Linked DNA regions of Homo sapiens: region 1 is linked to region 2. Evidence: read pairs that join two places in POLR2A ChIA-PET (ENCODE). Cell type or tissue: Panc1. All regions are shown on one strand. Each heading gives the region's core, and the rest is flanking DNA. Links, peaks and the distances in the headings are about the cores only.

Region 1 (11,785 bases), core at 4,335-6,834, 310 kb after region 2:
TTCAAAAAATAAATAAATAAAATTTTAAAAATAAAATAAAAACAGGATATTTGCAGGAGGTAATGTTGGAAAGGGAAGTTAGGGCATATTATGAAGGATCTTTGAGAAGGAACTGATGAGAAGAAAGACAAAGTATTTGTGATTTTGTGATATTGTAAAGGGAATAATATTTCTTCAACCCAAGCATTCCTTGAAAGGAAATAACTCCATTCTATGAATACTTTGGGGAAAAAAAAGATGCAAAATATAATTCACACACAGGTATGGCCTGAAAACTAAGTTATATAGTTAGGTTTGAATCCTCTTTACCACCATCATCTCTACCACCACAAAGAAAATCCTTAAGAGATCCCTGCAGTAAGAGGTAGCTTTGCTCAGATTAAAAGAAAAGATGGTATCAGAGGTCACAGCCAAACACTACCTTCCATTTCACAGGCTAATGAAATGGATAAGGGAAGATGGTATTGATAAATTATTTTTTTCGCTTTTGGGAATCACTTTCTTAAATAAAAGAATGTGGGAAGTGAGGGAAGAAAAAGGGGAAATTTCTTCATTGTCCTTTGCAATGCTCTGCAGGGGGAAGGTAAACCCAGTCCCATTGCTCTGCCCATTTACTTAATGTGAACAAATAATAATTAGAAAAATATTTATTGTGGGCCTCCTCTGTGGCCCAGACATAGTAATAAATGCAGACTTCTTCCCCATCTCAACCTTTTTAGATATTATTTTACTCAGTGCCTTTTTAAAGGTTATTTTACTCCATGCCTTTGCAGACAAACCAGCTGTTCAGGCTGAGGTGACCCTATGGCTGCTGGTATGCATTATGATCATAGTATTTCCCCCAAAAGCCAAGGATAAGCCTCTGACACAGCACTTCTGTAATCCAACACGCCTCTCTCTGGGTAAGAATGCTTTACAGGCAGAACTGAGTGCAGGGAAGGAATCTGAGCTGTATGCAGCTCCCTTGGATATTTTGGTGGATAAAACCATGCAATCCAGCAGAGCAGGGCTGGAGTTCTGCCAAATGAGCTCAGACCCCCAGAAAAACTAATGACATTCATCAGGCTAGAAGAGAAGGCCCAGCATCTTTTCTTTATGAATTGCCAGAGCTGCCTTAAATCTTATGGAGACTTTAAGCATTGAAAGAATTATGATGTTCTTCTCTCCTATGAACACCTAATTCAAGATGAGTGCAACTAATTGCAAGTAAAGCTCTGATTTTTCATGGGGACAACTTTAATACTTTAAATGCCAAATATGAAATTATTTCCAGAAAAACTTAGAGATGCCCTTCCCACTTTGTTAAGAGTGTGCTTAATTTACCTATTGGATAATTTATCACTATACATTATGAAGGCCTGGGGGTTGAGAATTCCCTAACTGGTTTAAACTTAGCCGATACTTTTCAAACCATTTGAGATTTATACTATCTTTTGCCTTGTGCTGACTCCAGTGCATAACCAAGGAAACAGCCTATAATAGTGCCTTCCTCTTGCACCTCTTCTAACCTCCTCTTTCAGTGGTGGATCCTTAGACACCTTCGACAATTCAAGGGTCCTTCATCACAGTTCAAAAGCATTGGTGTGCCACTATATCTGCCAATTTTGCTTGACAAGACTGTGGAAGAAGCTACAGAATTGGAGAGCTCCCAAAAGATCATACTTGGTCATTCCAGGGGGTCAATAGTTAAATGAAACAAAACAGGAGGCTCCATAGCCATCAAACACTACTACCTGTGTCTGACAATCATGCATATCACAGGTCCCTAATAATCCCCTTGAGGCAGGAGAATAGTGTCTGGAGACAGGGAGCCTTCACTTCAGCCTCTGATTGGTGGGAGCCAAGTCTTCATTTGCAAAGGGTGTAACTTCACTTCAGCCTCTAATTGGTCACAGGCCAAGCCACCACTTCAGCCTCCAATAGGTCGCAGGCCAAGTCTTCATTTACATAGGATGTAATTAATAGGAAACCTCTAAAGGGTACTTAAACCCAAGAAGATTTGTGCAACTGGGGCCCTTGAGCCACTTACTCGAGCCCACTCCCACTCTGTGGAATGTACTTTCACTTCAATAAATCTATGCTTTCATCTTCCATTGGTTTGTTTGTGCATTTTGTCCAATTCTCTTTTTTTTTTTTGAGATGGAGTCTCACTCTGTCACCCAGCCTGGAGTACAGTGGCACAATCTCCACTCACTGCAACCTCCACTTCCTGGGTTCAAGCAATTCTCCTGCCTCAGCCTCCCGAGTAGCTGGGATTACAGGCACCCACCAACACGCCCAGCTAATTTTTGCATTTTTAGTAGAGATGGGGTTTCACCATGTTGGCCAGGCTGGTCTCGAACTCCTGACCTCAGGTGATCCACCCACCTCAGCCTCCCAAAGTGTTGGGATTACAGGCGTGAGCCACTGCGCCCAGCTAGTCCAATTCTTTGTTCAATATGCCAAGAACCTGGACAACTCGTAGTCAAGACCCTCCACTGGTAACACCCTTGGAAGGGCCTTTGAATTGCATCGTTTTACTACCAGGCTTCTGCCATAGCACACTTCCTAAATTCAATATAGATTTTTAAATACTTTATAATTCATATATGTATTTAATTTTTTATTTAGCTTTCTAAGTCTTATACATATGTATCAGAGCATTTTCTGTCTTTGCTTATAAAATTCTGGGACACAGATGCTAATGCTCCACAGTTTTCTTTTTTCTTTTTTTTTTTTCTGTTTGAGATAAGAGGCTTGCTCTGTTGCCCAAGCTAGAGCGCAGTGGCGAGATCTCGGCTCACTGCCTCCTGGGCTCAATTGATCCTCCCATCTCAGCCTCCTGAGTAGCTGGGACTACAGGCACACACCACCACACCCGGCTAATTTTTGTATTTTTTGTAAAGATGGGGTTCCATTATGTACCCCAGGCTGGTCTTGAACTTCTGGGCTCAAGCAATCCACCCGCCTCAGTCTCCCAAACAGCTGGGATTACAGATGTGAGCCACCACTCCTGTCCAGTTTTCTTTATAGAGCACTTTGGACAAGTGCTATGTGCAATTTAACACTTAAACATATTTTCTGGGCCGGGCACGGTGGCCCATGCCTGTAATTTCAGCACTTTGGGAGGCCGAGGTAGGTGGATCATGAGGTCAGGAGTTTGAGACCAGTATGGCCAACATGGTGAAACCCCGTCTCTACTAAAACTACAAAAATTAGCTGGGCATGGTGGCGCACGCCTGTAGTCCCAGCTACTCAGGAGGCTAAGGCAGAAGAATCGCTTGAACCCGGGAGGCAGAGGTTGCAGTGAACCAAGATCACGCCACTGCACTCCAACCTGGGCAAGAGAGCAAGACTCCGTCTCAAAAAAAAAATTTCTGGGCTGGGAACAGTGGCTCACGCTTGTAATCCCAGTCCTTTGGGAGGCCAAGGCAAGAGGACTGCTTGAGGCCAGGAGTTTGGGACCAACCTGTGCAACACACAAAGACCCTGTCTCTGTGAGACCCTGTCTCAAATAATCCTAGCTACTCCAGAGGCTGAGGTGCAAGGATCACTTGAGCCCAGAGTTTGAGGTTACAGTGAGCTACAATCATGCCACTATATACCAGCCTTGCTGACACAGCAAGACTCTGTCTCTAAATATATATACGTATATTTTGACAATATAATCATACTGGAATCATCACCCAGTGGAATGGCTGGAATACTGTTAACCAAGGAAAGAGGAGGATAATTAACAGACACCTATAGCCAATCTTTCTGTGACATTGTCAGACTTTGGCAGTGAGCCTGCAAAATACTCATCCAGCACACATAAGCAATTTTAGTACTATCATAATCTACATTTGCACTGTAATTAATAAAACCCAATTTTAGCAGGGCCTGAGATCACAAGGCTGAGTTTCTGCCCCTACCATCTAATCAGTGTGTGATCCTTCCCTATACCATTCAGATCTATTGTCTAGTCTCTTTGTGAGACTTGATGAAAGCAGAATCTTTGGTTAACTACTGCTGACCTTTATACTGAGACCCTGTGCTAGTTAGCGGCCTCATCTCTGCAGTTGCTATGGAAACTGTCCCTTTCTCCCCACAACCTATTCTGGCTCTCTGCCTCCACATGGTACTCTTACTGATTGCAGAAGAGGAGGCCTGTAAATCTCTCCAAGCTCTTTTCCAGATTCAGATCCACAAACGGGGGGGGGGGGGGCAGAGGTACAGCGGAACACCGTCTCATGTGTCATAGTCATGAGACTAGAGGGTGAGGCATCCCCAGCATCTGACATTCTGCCAGTACTCTTATTTTCCCCTTTCTGTGCAAAAAGGATTTTCAGGGCCATGTCCAAATTGGTTGCAGAGTGGACTGGCTGTTTTCCTGTAACACATGCTCCATGGTAGGGACCAGGATTGCTGTAAAGTTTTTTGTTTTGTTTTGAAACAGAGTCTCACTCTGTCACTCAGGCTGGAGTGCAGTGGTGCAATCCTGGCTTACTGCAACCTTCGCCTCCCGGGTTCAAGTGGTTCTCCTGCCTCAGCCTCCCGAGTAGCTGGGATTATAGGCGCCCAACACCACGCCCAGCTAATTTTTGTATTTTTAATAGAGGCAGGGTTTCTCCATGTTGGCCAGGCTGGTCTTGAACTCCTGACCTCAAGTGAACCACCCACTTTGGCCTCCCAAACTGCTGGGATTACAGGCGTGGGCCACTGTGCCCGGCCGCTGTGAAGTATTTAACATGCAGACACTGCCCAATCAGAACGTGGCTCACAGGCAGCCTTGCTGAATCTGATACTGTGTTCCTTTCTTTCCTGTACTATCTCCAAAGCAAAGGCAAACGGGACAAAAAAAAACCCAAAAACCCAAAAAACAAAACAAAACAAAAAAACAAAAAAACAAGTGCTGCTGGAGCCCTAGGGTGAAAGATAGGCGCTCCCATACATACATGTACAGAATGATTCGGTATCCTGGGTAAAAGACTACTCTGGAGTGTGGAGTAGGTGGAGACACACTGAGGAATGGGGGAGGCTAGACTAACAGCACTTTTTTACAAAGATGTTCCAGTCAGTCATAAAACAGTGCAAGGCCTCCTCAGTCCTTTCCCAACCTCTGGTTTTGATCTTAGAACTGTCAACCCCTTCTTTGGTGCAAACACTGCTCCTTCTGTTTTAAGAACTCCCGGGGGGTGGGAGGGGGGGAAGTAATACAACAGTCTCCTGAGGGAGACCCATCTCACTGTCACATCACTTGAAGATGGGAAGGTCTTTCCTAGGTTTTACTCAAATCCCCCTTGCTGCAGTCTGAGCTCATTGCACTCGAGTCCTGCACTCAGCAGAGATGGAAACTAGCCAGCCAACTGCTATCTTCAGAATAACAACTCACCAGGGACTCAAGGCCGGAAGGTCATTCTGTCCCCTCCAATACTGCGCAGCCTTCCAGAGCACTCCCAGGGCCCGGGGCAAGGACAGGGAAACCGAGGATGGAGACCTCGGGCAGGACCCAGGCAGGCAGTGACAAAAAACAAAAAAAAAAAAAAACACGCCAAACAACGATAATACAGACACACAGACACAGATGGAGGCAACGATACAAACTCGGAGGCAGAGAGGGACAAGATGGCTCCCCTCAGTTCGGGCGAGGCTGCGGAATTGCCAGACAGTACTTATCAGGGATACATCTTAACTAGAAGCTTCTTCCGGCGCCGAGGCAACCGCCTCGCCCCACCAATGGGTCCCCCAGAGACCCCACCCCCGCTCAAGTCTAAGTGGAAGCTCCCGCTGGTACTGGGGAGGGCGTGGTGGGAGGAAGGGGGCGGCCACCACCCTCTAGCCTGGCGAGACCGCAGAGCACGAGCTTCCAGCTCCGGCCCGCCCCTGCGGCGCCTGTGCCACGCCCCCTGACAGGCAGCAGCCAATGAACTGCACCTGCCGCCGGCCTTTAAGAGCCGCGCGCACTCTGCCTGCAGCGGAAGCTGCCGGACTAACACTCCGCGGGTGTTTCCATGGAGACCGAGGCCGAGCCTGCGCGGCCTCACGGCGTTGCCATGGAGACAACTCCGGGGCTGGGGCTCCGAAGTCCCGGCGCACCGCTGGCTCAGAACCCCGCGGAGCTGCTGTGCGAGGCCGGAGCCGCGGTGGCGGCTGCACGCTGGGACCTGCAGAAGCACTCTTTGCTAATTGTGATCGGCGATATCGGTACAGAGAGTCAGCTGAGGGCCGTGCGGGCCCACCTTGAACAAGGTGAGCCACTGTTCTGGCTGTGCTTCAGGCATCTCTACCCTGTGCTTCTCCGCCTTCTGCATTCAACTACCAATGCATACGTCTGCATCTCCATCCCTAGTGTGCACTTCCTGAGATCTGCGCCCTTGTCACCTGCATCTTCCATGCCATGTGTCCGTATCCTCTCGCTCTACTAACATCTCGCTTGCCCATCCTTACTGCACACTCCATGGCGTTCCGCAGTCTCCCTGAGGCAGCGGAGCTCTATGCAGCCCCTGGGGCCCCTCTGGTCACACCCTCCACCGCAGTGTTTTGGACCAGGTGTCCTGAAAGTCCTCACCATCCCTGGAGAATCCACGTCCCTATCTTGCTGTATCTTCTTTATGGTCCCTGAACCAGCACGGGGAGCTTTCTGAACGCCCCGTACAAATCTCAAATCTCTGAATGCCAGTAGCCAACCACTAAGTGACCTTCGTGGCTACCAGCTCCTAAGTCCTCACCTCCTTCCCCAGTGCTGTGCCTGTGGCTGTGGTGCAGTGCTGCGGAGCCACCTGCGGGTGGAAGCAAGCTGTGGAGGGCTGGGGACAAGGAAGGGAACACAGAAGGCGAACCTAGAATCCTACTTAGCTGTAAATGTGGGGAAGGTAGCCCTCAGTATCTGGGAATAGGCCCTTAGGTGTCACTTCCACCACAACTGGGGAACCTTACAAGAAAATTCCTACCTATAGACTCATTAATGACCGAGTTTAGTCTAAACTCTGTCCTTCTCCCTCTGGCTCAGGCAAAGCCTAGAAAAGCTGTAAACTGGGAGAAAGACACCATTACTAGCCACCTTTCTTTGAGACATCACTGAGGCTGATCATGGCAACTATCCATATACCCTCCCTCTCCTTACCTGTTCTGTGAACTTGAAAGTGTTCCTGCAGTCTCACCACCCTACAACCTGCAACCTTATCCAGAACCTTCTTTGTTTTTCTCCCACAGGGATTCTCTCCTGGAACATTGACCTGTCATCCTTTGACTTGAACCAACAGTTGAGACTCTTCATTACCCGGCACCTAGCTCACTTCTCCTCAGAGGTCAAAGGTTAGGACTAATGTTTTATTTCAGTCCTTTGGGTAAGAGCTGGTCACAGAGGTCCAGTCTCCCTGGGAGAAGTGGCCTTGCGGGAGGTTTGAGTGGAGGAGAAGGGAGGAACTTTATAGAGGAGGAAAATCATGGAATTCCATAGCTGTCCCCACATACCAAATATACTTTGCAGACATGGTTTGATACTGGAGGGAGACTGGAGAACATAACTTCTCCTTGAGAAGAGGGTTGTTTGTGGATAGCTGTTGACATGCACTAAAGAAATGAGGGACTCCTCTTAGTGATCAATCATCTCTCACGCAAAAATTCACTCTCTTCATTTGTGTTCCCCTTTCTGCATACCCCGGGTCTCCCTGCTTCCCTTTACAGACACCCCAGAATCCCCCATTCATCTTCCTTGACCCTTGTTTAGCATTTTTATTTAGGCTGCACAGGTTTCAGGGTTTCTGGTTCCTGCTTCGGCTTAGCCAACAGATCTCCAGGGCAGAGCAGAATCTTGGTACTTACATGATGATGGGCACCATCAAATCCAGAGTGGAAGGAGGGGCTCCTGAATTTACTGCTACAAGATCAAGTTGTACTCTGAGATTTGGCCCAGATCAAAGCTCACATAATGCAGTTTCCCATTCTGCTGGGTGGGAGGAATGGGTGGGTTAGAGATTTGAGAAAATAAGATGTTAGGCACTACCATTCCATGACAGATGTCTGTGAGGTGACTACGGAAAGCTCTACATGCTATTATAAAAGAACTAAGGCCGGGCACAGTGCTCACACCTGTAATCCCAACACTTTGGGAGGCTGAGGCGGGGAGATCACCTGAGGTCGGGAGTTCGAGGCCAGCCTGACCAACGGAGAAACCCCGCCTCTACTAAAAAATACAAAACTAGCTGGGCGTGGTGGTGCATGCCTGTAATCCCAGCTACTCAGGAGGCTGAGGCAGGAGAATCGCTTGAACCCGGGAGGCAGAGGTTGCAGTGAGCCAAGATCGTGCCATTGCACTCCAGCCTGGGCAACAAAAGTGAAACTCCATCTCAGGAAAAAAAAAAAAAGAAAAAGGAGCTAGGCATCTAGTCATGTTACTGGAAAATGTTGACACACCAATCCATCAGCTTAGTGGAATATAAAATCCATCCAGGTCAACAGCCACTGCAACTGAATGATTGAATTCATGTCTTATACAGATAATTCTCAATTACTCAGTATAGTAGTCACCTTTCCTTAATTATCTCTCCTCCTTTTCCACTGCTCCTAACTGCCAAATCTTTGATCACTTCCTGATCACTGATACTTATAGATGCTGCTAGGAAGTTGGAGAAAATAAGGCTAATATGACTAAAGCTCCATTAGCCTAGGAATATATACAGCAATTTTATATTAATATATGTGAGGCTGACATCTTCCTGATGTGACTGGCTTCCTGTAAAGCAGGCTACTCACTCTTTTGAGAATGTTTCTGTTTAGAATTACTCATGTCATGGCTTCCTCCATTTATCCCTAATGATGAAAATCGGCAGTTTTACCACTTAGTACTCCTAGGAGCTTTGGTGAAAGGCCAGATACAGGGATGACAGAGGATGAAATTAATGACTGAACAGAAGTTTGGGGATTATCTGCTGATGTTAATAATTCACACTGAATGCTCTAACCTTGTCCTTTTGGCTACAGAGACTTGAGAGTAGGCTGCTTTCTGGAATAATGTAAGAAATGAAAAGAAGTTAAACCAAAGTACTTAGCCATTCTTCAGATTAAGATGCAGCGATACTTGGGAAGACACTTACAGAGAGAACATAGTTATTCTCAGGCACTTCTTAGAAATGAGCATTGATATATAAACACCTACTAGGCCCTTTCCATCAAAGAGTTTGTCTGTGGTGTCCTCAAGGAGCTTAGGGCCATGTACCCTAGATCAGAGCTTACTTTGGCATACTGCATATTTTTAGGTTTGGACATTTTTATCATGGTCTGTCTATGTCACAGGAGAATAGTAGAGAATTTCCTGGAAAAACCCACACAGCTCAAGACAGCCACAGCCCCACCCCTGCTGGCTCCTCTTTCAGCTGTCCCCACAAACAACAGTCAGCCCAGAGCAGCTGCAGACACTGCCCCTCCCTCCAGCCTTCTGTTAGTGAGGACGCAAAGGGGACCAGGCAGCTGGGATGAGCTCAAGGGGATATGCTAGTGCCTTATGGCTTGACTACCCCACAGGCTGGGCCACCATTCCTATCACCTATCCTCAAGCCCTGGGCCAAAATGCTGAGAAAGCAGACAAAAATGTATCCTACAGTGACAAGGAGAGTGCACTTATTCCTAGGCACTGCCCCCTCCACATTGACATACCCACACACAGAAAAGAAGGGACCCTCTGATAAAGAGTCAGTGGCCCAGCTCCTTCTAGTGGTCAAGTCTGGTAAAAGCTTTCAAAGGTGATTTTTGCACCAGGTAGTCTCTCCAGTGGTGACTTTCTAACCCCTACAAAAAATCTGGATCTTCCGAGCATTCTAATACAAATTCAGAAACAATTAGGACAGTGGAAAACTGAGTTTCAATAACTCTCTGATTCTTTTACTATTGGATACCTATAGGAAATAGAAGGGGGCTTATAATTCATAACTAATATTCTAAGACTCTAAAAAACACAGGGCCGGGCATGGTGGCTTATGCCTGTAATCCCAGCACTTTGGGAGGCCGAGGTGGGTGGATCACTTGAGGTTAGGAGTTTGAGACCAGCCTGGACAACATGTTGAAACCCTCTTCTACTAAAAATACAAAAATTAGCCGAGGGTGGTGGTGCACACCTGTAATCCCAGCTACTCGGGAGGCAGGAGAATTGCTTGAACCCAGGAGACAGAGGTTGCAGTGAGCTGAGATCATGACATTGCAGTCCAGCCTGGGCGACAGAGCTAGACTCCATCTCAATAAATAAATAAATAAAAATACAGGCTGAGGGACCAGTCTGGAGGCCTTCGGTCTGACTCTCCATTTCCACTGACGGACTTAGGAAGTGATAGCTCTATTACTTCTACCAATACAACAGTTACCCTGAATTAATACAGCAGCTCATTAACCCCTGGAACCGGGGTCTGCATTGCTGTCTGAAATGGGAAAGCAAGGACATGAATAGGACTTCAAATCTCATACTGCAGGCATCTTTAGTTCTGGGTTTACCTGGGAGCTAAGAGTACTCCAGAGTTGATCTGGTCTGAGATCCTGATTTATGATTTCCTTGATCACCTAGATGACCTCTCAGAAATCTTCCACAAAAGGGAGAAAGACTTCCAGTGGCATTTGTACATTGCAGATTTGGAAGTCTAGGAATGAAGAAGCTTTTTTTTCATCTTTTATACAATTCAAACCTCACAGCATTATCGGAGGATGGTACTAATATTATACTCATTTCATAGTTTATGAAGTAGGCTCTGAGAGAGGTTAAGTCTCTTGTTTAGCAGCATGATTAGTAAAATGGTGGATCAAGTCTCAAATCCAGGGTTTCATATCTTACTTTGTAGCTCAGCTCAAGCCTCTCTTTCTTCTTTGGCATCTCACCATTTCATTGCAGCAGAGCCTAGGAATACAGCAGGTGGAGAGTTGGTTGTGGTGGGTAGCTGTTCAGAGGGTGAAGGCTGAAGGAAAACTCCACTGTGAGTTGGCACCATGCCCAGGGTGTGGCCCTTGGGGGTGGCAGCTGAGAATATGGGTGGGCTCTGTATTGGTCTGGGAAATGTTATTTTGTTCGTAAACTAAATGTCTACTTAAGTTTCCCTCCTAACACACTCCAGAAAGCCCTAGAAAGCAGGGAGGAGATAGAAGGCTTGAGGTGGGAGGAAATAAGAACGATGAAGTTGCAGAAGAGGGGTATTTCCCTTTTGTGATGCTCAGAACTCAGCCTGGTTTTCCCTGTGTATCTCTGCAGATGGCCGCTTCTACCCAAACGGGGTTGTTGCCATTGTCGCAGATTTGCATCCCCGGATCTAAGCAAGGATTGCTCCCCTTTTGTCCCCTCAACCCCCAAGAGTACTAGTGACTCAGCTCCTCCTCTCCTCTGGCTGCAATTAAGGGGGGATGGGGGATGCTGAGAGCACAGACTATTTTGGCTTCTCTGACCTTCAAAAGTAACTCTTGGCAGCCTGGGGCAAGGGTGGGGCTAGTGTTTGGGTGTGAGTGGGTGGCTGTGATTGTGAGGAAGGCCTTAGGAGCTGGCCAAACTGGGGAGGGTGGATGGGAAGAGGGCAGGGAAGGACTATGTAAGAGCATGAGCATCCTCGGGTTGGAAGGAAGTGCTACCACTCTCCAGATTCTTCCTTTGAGTCCTAGAGCGCTTTACTAAATCTGAGATGGAGGTAGAGACTAAGGGAAACAGGATCAACATTAGAAAGATCCAAATAATATAATATAGAAACAGCAAAGAGACAAGGAGAGAGCAAGAACCCAATCACCCTACAAAGTCATTATAGGGTTTTTTTAATCTAAAGAGTACTTCTGTTACATTTAATAATTGGCCTACAACCTT
Region 2 (2,757 bases), core at 258-2,757:
CAAATTTTTATAAATCAAAAATTTTTTAGTGTGTAAGAGATTTTATGTAATTTTAAGGGCCTTTTCAGTTCATCCTTTTGCAAAACCATCACCACTTAATTATACTTTTGCATCAGTCTAGAAGACTGCATATTGGAAAGCAGTGTAAATCTATAATGATGTATATTCTGGTGAGCTGAATAGGGCATTATGCATGTCCTACAGGTCTCCGCCACCTCTCATGCCCATCATCTTCCTTTTGTAGGTGTAATTCATAACATATGCCTTTCTGCTGTCTTTAGGTATAATCAGCAACAGCAGTCATTCTTTGAGTGACTAATGTATACTTGGGGTTGGGGTTGAAATTCCTTAAGCCAAATGAGTTTTAGCTTACTGTTTTGAAGTGCCATTTTGTATTGTTAACAAGTGTCATGAAGGGAAGGAACTAAAATCAAACTGACAGAGTGTCAAGGCAACAAAATAACATAAACAAAATAATAACATTGTACAACAGTCTAGTTCTTTTATCCTTTCATATAGAGCCTATTTTTTATATACTTTTATATTTCTCTACTGGACCAAATTCATGTTATTAACATCAGACTTTAATTGTGGGATACTTAATGAATATAGAACTCTAATATAAAGACTTACCTCTAGCTGAATTATTCTCTCAGGTCCTGTATTGTATAACTTCGTTCAGTCATGTTTGGATCTTTAAGGATAATGATCAGGGAAAGCACTGATCAATGTAATTTTTTTTTTTTTTTTTTTTTTTTTGAGATGGAGTCTTGCTCTGTCCCCCAAGCTGGAGTGCAGTGGCACACTCTCGGCTCACTGCAACCTCCGCCTCCCAGGTTCTCAAGCAATTCTCTGGCTTCAGCCTCTCAAGTAGCTGGGACTACAGATGCACACCACCATGTCCAGCTAATTTTTGTATTTTTAGTAGAGATGGGGTTTCACCATGTTGGCCAGGCTGGTCTCAAACTCCTGACCTCAGGTGATCTGCCCACGTCAGCCTCCCAAAGTGCTGGGATTACAGATGTGAGCCACCGAGCCCAGCTTGATCAATGTAATTTTAAGATTACCTAAAAATTCCATTTTGGGATAATATCCCACTTCATCAGAAATATTAGAATGATTTAAGTGTTAGGTCCTTTCCCTTATCTGTAAGTTAATGAATGTATTAATGAGCAGTAAAATGGTTGCAAAAAACCTGAACCTGAACAATCTGAATGTACTCCTTAAAGGTATCTGAGCACCTTTTCAACCTGAATGACTACTCATTTATCTGATAAAGTGATGTAGTTTGGATATTCAACCCTGCAAACCTCATGCTGAAATTGGATTCCCAGTGTTGGAGGTGGGGCCTAATGGGAGGTGTTTGGATCCCTCATGAATGGCTTCGTTCCATTGGTGGGGTAATGAGTAAGTTCTCGCTCTATATGTCCCTCCCCCACCCCAGAGCTGGCTGTTAAAACGAGGCTGGCACCTGGCACTTACCCCTACCCCTCAACCCATTCTTGCCCTGTGATCTCTGCTCACGTTGCCTCCCTTCATCTTCCTGCATAAGTGGAAGCAGCCTGAAGCCCTCACTGTTTCTTGTACAGCCTGCAGAGCCGTGAGCCAAATAAAGCTCTTTTCTTTTAAACTACCCAGCCTCAGTTATTCCTTTATAGCAACACAAACACTGAGACGCAAAGTTTCTCTTCCTAGCACATGTTTGGTTTAGATTGTAGAACAAGGGTTGGCAGGAGAGTGGTGATAGAGCTGGAAGTTTAAGCTGATAGTTCAGGGGCTACCACGGTGACGCTTTTATAGTTGGTTAGGTTCTGGAACATGTTGCAGTCCACTTCCACAGTGAGTCTCTGGAGCCCCACATGTGTTGGCGTGAACTGGAACTTGGCACACATGGTGTTTTCAGGCCACACTGAACGGAATCTGAAATAAAGGAAAAGGCAGGTGCTAGTTCTGTCCCAGGTTCATTGCTCTGCTGGTCCCAGTGACTTTGATCCTTCCTTGCTTGAAGAGGTGGACCATGCAGAAATAAACATCTAAGTACCTTGCTATTAAAATGGAAGTGTTTATAAAGGAATAGAAGACAGGAGCCACCCAATGCTGAGCAACTGCATGGTTGAGAAGAGGTACATCCTAAGGGCTTCCAAGCTACATCTGTTGTTCCTTTTGTCATCTGTGACTTCCTTCTGGTTCAATTCCTGGTAATTGTATTGGAGTTTGTTTGGAAGAGTGATATGGTTTGGCTGTGTCCCCACCCAAATCTCAACTTGAATTCTATCTCCCAGAATTCCCATGAGTTGTGGAAGGGACCCAGGGGGAGGTAATTGAATCATGGGGGCTGGTCTTTCCTGTGCTATTCTCGTGATAGTGAATAAGTCTCAGGAGACCTGATGGGCTTATCAGAGGTTTCTGCTTTTGCTTCTTCCTCATTTTCTCTTGCCACCACCCTGTTAGAAGTGCCTTTGCCTCCTGCCATGATTCTGAGGCCTCCCCAGCCATGTGGAACTGTAAGTCCAATTAAACCTCTTTTTCTTCCCAGTCTCAGGTATGTCTTTATCAGCAGCGTGAAAACAAACAATACAGTAAATTGGTATGAGTAGAGTGGGGCATGGCTGAAAAGATACCCGAAAATGTGGAAGTGACTTTGGAACTGGGTAACAGGCAGAGATTGGAGCAGCTTGAAGTGCTCAGAAGAAGATGAAAATGTGGGAAAGCTTGGAACTTCCTAGAGACTTGTCGCATAGCTTTGCCGAAAATGCT

Evidence for each region. Peaks named below come from ENCODE experiments on the same cell type or tissue, not always from the same donor. Only the 100,000 strongest peaks of a DNase experiment are listed, where the experiment ranks them.
Region 1: POLR2A ChIA-PET joins it to region 2 with 7 read pairs; 2 of 35 experiments call an interaction of 5 or more read pairs at or near these places.

The regions. Positions count from the first base shown.
Region 1 is chr15:43,505,017-43,516,801 of GRCh38, forward strand. It overlaps a transcript of TP53BP1 not described here and a transcript of MAP1A not described here. Among named protein-coding and RNA genes, the nearest start is that of MAP1A, 6.7 kb to the right of the region's middle. RefSeq lists enhancers at 5,514-5,633, 6,074-6,293 and a silencer at 5,814-5,973. In Panc1, for the core only: a CTCF peak has its summit at 6,746; DNase peaks (open chromatin) are centred at 5,337 and 5,885; H3K4me3 peaks cover 2,094 bases; H3K27ac peaks cover 805 bases.
Region 2 is chr15:43,195,545-43,198,301 of GRCh38, forward strand. CCNDBP1 (cyclin D1 binding protein 1) reads left to right here. Exons shown (of 11, transcript NM_012142.5): 11 at 1-1,633. It overlaps EPB42 (erythrocyte membrane protein band 4.2), which reads right to left. Exons shown (of 13, transcript NM_001114134.2): 13 at 1,683-1,920. The coding sequence ends at 1,758. Among named protein-coding and RNA genes, the nearest start is that of CCNDBP1, 12 kb to the left of the region's middle. In Panc1, for the core only: no CTCF peak of the experiment used is centred there; no DNase peak of the experiment used is centred there.